2 separate regions of the Homo sapiens genome follow, and region 2 is linked to region 1. The links are chromatin loops, found by intact Hi-C in ENCODE. Cell type or tissue: breast epithelium. All regions are shown on one strand. Each heading gives the region's core, and the rest is flanking DNA. Links, peaks and the distances in the headings are about the cores only.

Region 1 (4,398 bases), core at 116-4,115:
CAAATGTTCTTAATGGCTTATATATTTTCACTTGCCTTGGCCACATTCTCTGGCATTGGTACATGATGTATGTAATGTCTGTAAGAATCAGCCTGAACAGGCACAGAAATAGATCTAAAGGAGCCCATCTGGACTTTAATCAATGCAATTCCTGAAAAGTCAAGTGGAAACTAAATTTTTCCTAATTGAAGAGCAAGCTAACCAAACTAATGTTTTTGGAAGTGTTCTAGATAAACCTGAGGCAATGTAGTTTATGAATCAATTTCCTTTCAATAAGCAAGACTATGGCAAATCCTTTTGGATTCAGAGGAATTCTTTTATAAAAGTATATATTCCCCCTCTGATGAAAAGTTCCTTAAATTGGAGTTTGGCTTCAGGGAGTCTGTGAATCCTATGAAATTATAAGCAATATTCTGTGTCTATGCATAAATGTGAATTTCTCTGAGAAGCAGGTACTAAGCTTTCATCGGATCCTGAAAGGAGTTTGTGACTACCTTCCCATCTCCAGAAAAAAAAAAAATGAGTTAAGAGCCACTGCTAATGTAGTTGTTTTCAGAGCCTGGATTTTCTTAAAGAAGCAATCTGACAGAGGGCTAACGTATTTTGAAGAACCAGTGTTCATATCCAATTTGTGAATTCTGAGATATTTCACCAGATGTCTCTATTTTCATGAGGGCCTTAGGCTGTATGGGGGAAAAAAATATGTGACAGGGACTTTGAAATTAGTTGTCACGTCCTGCATTCTCAGGAGGTGTGGTAGATTGTTAGAGTAGTAGCCCTCAATTTTTTCATACCTCTCTGTATCCAGCCTTTGGATAGTCCCCTCTCATACTGACCCTGAGCTTGGTCATGTGATTTGCTCTGGCCAAAGGAACAATAGTAGTTGTGACAGAAGCAGAGACTTGAAAAATGTATATTAGAGATTTCCTTCAATTACTTCTAAAGCCCCTGCCACCAACTCCATATGCAGAAGCCTGGGCTAGCCTGATAGATGATGAGAAACATATGATGCAGTTTCCCCCATTATCCTAGCTTATAGCCAGTCAATCTCAGAAGCAGAACCATGTTTCTGGGTGGCAGCTGACTGTAGGTACATGAGTAATTCCAACTGAGGCAACAGTAGACCCACCCAGCTGAGCCTACCCCAAATTGCCAACTCTGTAAGCTAAGTAATAGCTTGTTGTTTCAAGCCACTAAGTTTTAGGGTGACTTGTTATGCACCATAAGCTAACTGATACAGGAGGGAAGAGAATGGCTATTCTTTTCAAACGCTGATGTCAGTTGCAGCCATGCATGGCGAGGATGGAGGAAAGCTGTAATATGATAGATGTAATAGCTCCAGACCATAAGGAGGCTCATGGAAGCCCCTGAGGTAGTAGTTAGCAAGCCAGGCTGAGCAGAATGAGTGGCTAATGAACAGAGGGGAAATAGGATCCCTACACTGGGTCCTCACTGCCCCTGGCCTAGGCTACCTGGGCCCAGAAAGAGAAGGCCTACTGGGCTCCTCCTTTCAGCCACTCTACACTCACCAAAGGAGGACCTGAGAGATGGAAACTCAACAATGTTTTTAAAGGGTTATTTGGGCCCTTGTTTTTTCTCATGCTTGACATAATTTGGCAAAATAGTTATAAGAGATTAAGTAGGAAAAGAACAAGAGTTGAAAGTCAGAGAAGAAGAAAGGGAGTCAAAGAGTGAAGGAAAGAAAAAGATATGAGAGAAAAGAGATGTCAAATATCACCCAGAGATCTGTTCTTGATCATAAAGAACAAGAAGGAAAACATACTATTATTCATTTTCAGGTACTTACATGCCCATTAACCCATTTAACCTTCCTAACTATCTTGGGGAAACTGAGGCCCAGCTTTAGTTGTGGCTGTTCATGATGGGAATGGCAGGGAATCTATAATATATGGGTTGCTCTAAGAGTACATAGCCCCAAAGTGGCAGAAGCAGGACTTTGACCAGTACTTGCTTCACTAAGAAAAGAAAGAAGCCTTGATGTGGATAATAATAGTAGACAACACTTTTTGGGTTCTTACCATGTGCAATACACTATTCTAAGTGCTTTATGTGATTAACTCATTTGATACTCAGAACAGCCAGGTACGATAATTATCGTCTCCACCTTACAGATAAGAAGACAAAGATACAGACAGGCTAAGCAACTTGCCCAAGATTACTCAGCTAGTAAGCAGGGAAGCAAGAATGTGAATGCAGGTGGCCTGGCTTCAGAGCCTGCACTTTTAGCAACTACCCCATAATGCCTACCAAAATGCTTCCAGATTCCAACCCCATTACTGCTGCTTCCTCCCTGAGGGCTCCTATATTAGTCCGTTCCCACGCGGCTATAAAGAACTACCTGAGACTGGGTAATTTATGAAGGAAAGAGGTTTAATTGACTCACAGTTCCTCAGGCTGTACAGGAAGCATAGCTGGGAAGCTTCAGAAAACTTATAATCATGGCAGAAAGTGAAGGGAAAGCAAGCATGTTTTACCACGGCAGAGCAGGAGAGAAAGAGAAGGAGGAAGTGCTACACACTTTTAAACAATCAGGCCTGGTGAGAACTCACTCACTATCATGAGAACAGCAAGGGGGAAATCCACTCCCATGATCCAGTCATCTCCTACCAGGTCCCTCCCCCAACACTGGTAATTACAATGGACACGAGATTGGGGTGGGAACACAGAGCCAAACCATATCAGCTCCCAAATGGCATAGGGATGGGCCCATGCTACCAGGACAGGCCTGACCACAGTGTAAAGACCTGTAAAGATAGGAATATCCACAAGGGAATCCAGTTAAACTTCCTGCATTTAGGCAGAAGCAGTAAGCCCATTGAAAAGGCCTGGTTGCCTTATGCTCTTTCCAGAGCCAAGCATACCTCTGGAGAATAGATGCATGGAGCATGGGGTCTGAAGAACAGCTGAATACATGGAGCCCCATTGGAAAGAACTAGACATGGTTTCTTCTAATTTTACTAGCTGGGCCATTGGAAGCTGGGAAGAGAATTCGCTAGGAGCTGTTTGAAGAAAGAATAAGAGATTGTATGGGGGAAATGAGGGCATAGAGATGAGACTGGATAGACAGGTGGAAGGGAGCCAAAAAGGGGAGGTGTCCCCCCAGGGTGTTTTTTACTACTGACTGCATAGCTTAGACATTTATTTGAAGTCCACTGGGGTCCACAAGTGTATCCTGGGTGTACCCAACGTGAGTCCGGAACTTGATTCCCTGGAAGTTTCTCATTGTTTAGACCTTCAATAATAATCCCAGGAGGAGAAGGAGTAGAAGACTAGAAAGTCAAATTTAATTCATAAATCTGTTCAGTTTTTGAAATTTCTCAAAAGAAAATTGCCTTTGTCTCCCAGTTTCTACCAGCCTTACTCTTTTCTGATTTTCTTCTCAGTCACTAACACATTTAAGGCACTTCAAGGCAAGACACATCAGTTAATAGTTTAGCATGAGGATTCATTAAGAAGAAAAAGAAGAAAGGAGGAGGAGAAGAAAGAAATAAAAAAGGAAAGAAGAAAGAAAAGTCTTTGATGTTGATGGCAATGCCCATGTTTGTGATATAAATCACTTGGAATAAGGAGACTGTGGCTTTGGCAATATGGGGAAGTCTTTTTATTTATTCATTTTTTGCAAGAAATATCTAGATTTCTTTGTCCTTCAAGGGGTTTCAGGATCAAATCATGTACCCCATTCCATCTATAACAGAAGAAAAGGAATGTGAAGTCCTTGATTTCTCTCCTCTGTGGTTTGAAGCATTTCTAGGAAGAATGTTAACACTCTGGAGGACCCTGAAGTGTGTATTTAAGTTTCTCAGATGGAAGTTAAAGGTAAGGAAAGAACACAAGGTTTCCAAAGGGAGAATCCCAGAAGAAGTAACCATGGAAACTGATCCAAGGTCTTCAGAGTAGTGTCACATTGAGCTAAGAGACAACAAGTCCCATTAGTGGGAAACAAACCTCTAAAGCACAGAAGCTGAGCAAAACAGAAATGAATGGAAAATATATGAAGCAATTTTTAATAACCAGGTGACTAAGACTCAGCAAGTGGCAAAAATCAAGGCAGCAAAAACCATCTCCTTCTATAAATGAAAGATGCAAACGTAAGTATGCTTTTAGCAGCCCTTCTTCCTGTAAACTATTGTAATCACATCCATAACCCTAGGCTCTTTGAGGATGCCAGCACCAGATTTCAAGAACTGATTCATTCTTATACATGTATGCATCAGTTCACTCTTTCATTCAACAGCTGTTATGAAGTATCTGAAGACACATTTATTCATTCATTCAATATTTATTTAGTCCCTACTATGTGCCAGATACTCTACTAGGTACTAGAGATATTGCAGTGAATCAGACAGCAATATTAGTTGACTTTACAGAGCTTGCCAT
Region 2 (4,398 bases), core at 211-4,210, 79 kb after region 1:
TAAAAAGGAATCATTGACCCAAAGCAATTTTTAAGTCCAGCCAAACTCCATTAGGTTTCAAGGACTAGAAATAATCCTCTGTTGGCTCTCAACTTTACCTTCTGGGCTCTCAGCTTCACCCTCTGGACTCTTGGTCCCACCCTTTGAGTCATCCTCCCTTTTTTATGAAAGTTGGTATTTGTTTGTACCTAAGTGTTTATATCAGCTTGCTGCCTGCCAGCAGAGTTTGGGGGATATAACAGCCTTCTTCCATTTAAGATATTCTCTGTTCCTTTTGGTGCAAGCCAACAGTGTTTCTATTAGTATACAATTCTTAAGAACTTTGGGAATCTCCCATGGATGTCACGGAATGAAAGCCAGGTCCATAAAATTTTTGAAATAACTTCATCTGTTTTTGACTTCTGCTAAAATGGCTGAGGGATAATGCTCTTAAGCTTTCTAAATACCCCCTGGTTTGATTGTGAGAATCTGTGAGTCACACATTTAACCTCTTTAGAGAGCCTCTGTGTGACTGAATACTTTGACCTTGGCAATCCCAATAGACTAAGGATTTCCCAAATCATCAAGTACTGGTTCCCTTTTGTTTAATGGTTCTTCCCTCAACTTCTCTCTTTCCTCTCACATTTAGCTAAAAAGAAAAAGAACAAACCAATGTGTACCTTCAACATTTTGCTTGGAAATCTCCTCAGTGAAATTTATAAGTTCATCATTCACAAGTTCTGCTTTCCACATTATTGTGGGACACAATTCTGGTAAGCTCTCTGCCACCATAACAAGGATCCTGGGTAAGTCACTTCACTTCTCAAGGTTAAAGGTTTCCTCATCTGCATAATAATTCTAGTTTCAGTTTTTAGGAAAGAGAATTCCACAGAATGATCTTAATCATCTTCTGAGTGGCTTTGGATTTTAGACATCACTGGATTTCACAAAAAGAAGGATGTCATCAAATCATCCAGTGGTCACATTTTGGCTAGTTCAAGGAAAGGAGGAGGGTCAATTTGGCCAACTTGTTTGCCCATCTTTAAATCAAGAGTGGGCTGGTGGTGGGACAGGGGTCACATCTTCTATTTCCCAATGTTCAGCACAATGCCACGGCCTCACAGGTAACCAGGCAACAGTCAATTTTTAATTTAACAAACACATGTCTAGCACTTACTAGGCACTGTTTTAAGTGATGTGCATTGGGGGGCTGGGGGGCACTATTATCAGTAACGTATAGATGATGGAGTGAGGCACAGAGAAGCAAATAACTTGCCCAAGATTACAAAGTTATTAAGGAATAGAGACAGGATTTGAATCCAGGCAGTCTAACTCCAAACCCCATGCTTTTATCAACTATGTTATGCTTCCAGGGTGCCATCCTTCAGGCCACCTACTCTTATTCATCCTAACAGTGGGGTTACAAGAGGTAACAAGAGGAAATTTTCTCCAACCTCACCCCATTGCCTCCAACTTAAGTAAGAGTGGTGCTTGGAAGAAGGAAAGAGACTAGAACCAGAGTTTGGGAAGGAGGTAGAAAGTAAGGAAGTTGGATATTAATGAGCTTGAAACATAAAAAGTTCAAACTGAGTCTGTTTCTGCATGACTTCTGCCTCATTGAAGCTTGAAGCTGACTTCCCAGGTCTCTAAAGTATCATCTGGGGAGGCTGAGAAATTCTAGAGTCAGAGAGCAAACAAAGTGAAAAGGGGATCAGTTGTGGTCTTCACAGAGCCAAGACAAGCTGAACACACAGTGGGAGCCAATGAAAAAAATTTGATGGAATCATATTTTGAAATATTCTTTAATTATTGCATCTATCAGAGAGGAAGAAAGTTTTATTTAAGACCTAAACTCACTATAACCAGCCGTTCTGCCATCTAAGGGAAAATTCTTATTATTTGGAAACAGAGGTCTACATTGTTGTTTCCCCTCACTGAGGCTGGTCAGGTAAAGAATGAGAAAATGTGGAAATGTTAAAGCCTCTTTCATTCTTCTGTGCTGCTGAAGGTGAGGTCGCAAACAGGCAATGCGTGGGCCCAACCTGGCTTGCAGACCTGTTTTGTTTGGCCTGTGTATTGTCAGCCTGCACAGTGGTTTCTTTCCCCTCAGTGTTTTAAATTAGACATAGTTGCCAACATAGAAAAAACAGGCAAGTATCCTTGACAGATGTATTGCAAATAAGTTCTACTGTTCTTCAGCTTGCCAAAACTCTCTTAGTCCTGAATTCTGATAAAAAGTTCTTAACTTTAATGAAATTCAATGTATCAATTTTTTTTCTAAAGTTAGTCCTTTGTATGCCCTGTTTAAAAAACTTGAGACACATGAAGATATTATCCTATGCATTCTTCTAGAAGCTTTATTGTTTTACCTTTCACATTCAGATCTATGATACATATTGAATTAATTTTTCTGCATGGTAGGTTTTCTGGGTTCATTTTTTTCCATGTGGATATCCAATTGCTCCACCATCATTTATTGAAAAGACCATCTTTTCCACCACTGAATTATGATGGCTTTTTTTAAAAAATATACAAGTCAAGGGATCATATATGTGCGGCTATGTATTTGGGCTCTCTATTCTGTACCATTAACCTATCATTTGCAACAATATTACACTGTCTTAATTACTTGTAGCTATGTAAGTCTTGGAACCTGGTAGTCTAAATCCAAGTTCGTTCTTCCAGATTATCTTGATGATTCATTGTGCTGCACACTTAAATTTGGTGCACGTGTGTATGTAACAACTCAACTAAAAAATAACACAAAAGGGGATTACTGTGGGATGAGGGAGGCGAGATATTGAGTCTCTCTCAAGGAATCTGACATTTATCAACACAGGTGCCTGCATGGCAATAAGTTAGGGCTGCCTTTATACACAGGGTATGCAGTCTCCAATTTGCCACAGTCCCCACCATTACCCCATTGTTCCCTACTACTGAAGCAGATGGGCCAGTGCCCACTTCTCATCTTACTCCTGACTCACTTCACTCAATTTATATTGCCACCTGAACCCTGGTGATATCTGAATTAATGGACTAATTTAGCAGAACCTGTTGATATAGTTTTGACCATGTGAAGGATTATTCCTGATAATGGTAAGAAGGCTAAATTGCTATGGGTAATTGAGAGAAAGGGAGAGAAGGCTGAGGGCTCTTCTGTAACAGTTTCTCAATCTTAGCACTATTGACATTTTGGGCCAGATCATTCTTTGTTGTGGGGGATTGTCCTGTGCACTGTAGGATATTTGGCAACATCCTTGGCCTCCACCCACTAGATGCCAGTAGCATCCCCCAGTTGTGACAAGCAAAACTATCTCTAGGCATTGCCAAGTTGCAGACATTGCCAGACACTGCAGAGGCAGAATTGCACTCAGTTGAGAACAACTGGCCTAAACCCATAATGGAAACAGTAAGGGTAGAAGAGATCTGATATGGGGGTAGAATAACTGGGTTAGAAATGGTTACAGGACCCCTAAAGTTCCCACCTCCTCACCTTCCTTCAGCCAGCAGAAGCAGAACAATAGATCTATAAAAAGCAAAAGGAAGAACACTTTGAGAGAGAGTAGACTATGCAGCATGGAGCCATAAAGAGGACAACTTGCATCACAAACTCCAAGGGGTGTTCTTATCATATAAAATACAAGGTGATGTCCTTGCCATGGTCAGAAATTTTTTAAAAAATAAATTTAAAAACACAACATGAACAATGTCCCCTGGAGCTGTGCAATGTGGTGGTTCTGGATATAAACTATTTAAAAGCTCTCATCTCTCTAAATAGTCTACGAATTCTGCCCCATTTCCATTCCACCCCATCCTCCATACACATACACACAAATGCCTCATGTAAATGATATTTTGGGGGAAAATAGATGGTCAATCTATCAAACTAATTCCTAGGAAGCATATCAGAGCCACAAGTGACTAGGATAAAAACATCAGTCCCTCCACCATTACCTCTGCCTCTCAGAACTTCCAGAAAGATTGGGATGCAGGCTCCCAGCACACATGGGTTGAAGTTCAAGCCAATTTCATTTGAATTTCAAAGGACCTGCAACACAATTCTCTGTATCTGTATTTAATTTACTTTGGTTTCCTTGATTCCATTCCCTATGCATTATCTTTCTTCCCCCTGGCTTTCCTTCAGCCTTGTAGTTTTTATTAACTCTAACACAGGGATGAAGGCACTCACTCTGTTCTGTAGTGCTATGCCCAGGATAGAAATGGTCCACCCCAGGTACAAGAATAAGGGGTGTATTCTCTGTAGAAAATGTTAAAACAATAAAATTGACTATAAGTTAGTTGGCTTTTATCATCACCATGAACCCGTTAAGTCTAAACAATGTCAATGATAAAATACTCATCCTCCTAAAAAATATTTTGTTGGTCTACATTCTAAACAATTACTGTGGCTATTGTTGA

The links. Peaks named below come from ENCODE experiments on the same cell type or tissue, not always from the same donor. Only the 100,000 strongest peaks of a DNase experiment are listed, where the experiment ranks them.
Region 2: a loop joins it to region 1, with 8 times the contacts of the local background. A loop is called at or near these places in 1 of 110 quality-filtered maps.

Annotation. Positions count from the first base shown.
Region 1 is chrX:17,235,207-17,239,604 of GRCh38, reverse strand. No RefSeq gene overlaps it. Among named protein-coding and RNA genes, the nearest start is that of NHS, 140 kb to the left of the region's middle. In breast epithelium, for the core only: no CTCF peak of the experiment used is centred there; no DNase peak of the experiment used is centred there; H3K27me3 peaks cover 1,805 bases.
Region 2 is chrX:17,156,438-17,160,835 of GRCh38, reverse strand. LOC124905252 (a long non-coding RNA gene) reads left to right here and starts at 684. Exons shown (of 3, transcript XR_007068400.1): 1 at 684-752. It also overlaps a transcript of REPS2 not described here. In breast epithelium, for the core only: no CTCF peak of the experiment used is centred there; a DNase peak (open chromatin) is centred at 2,025.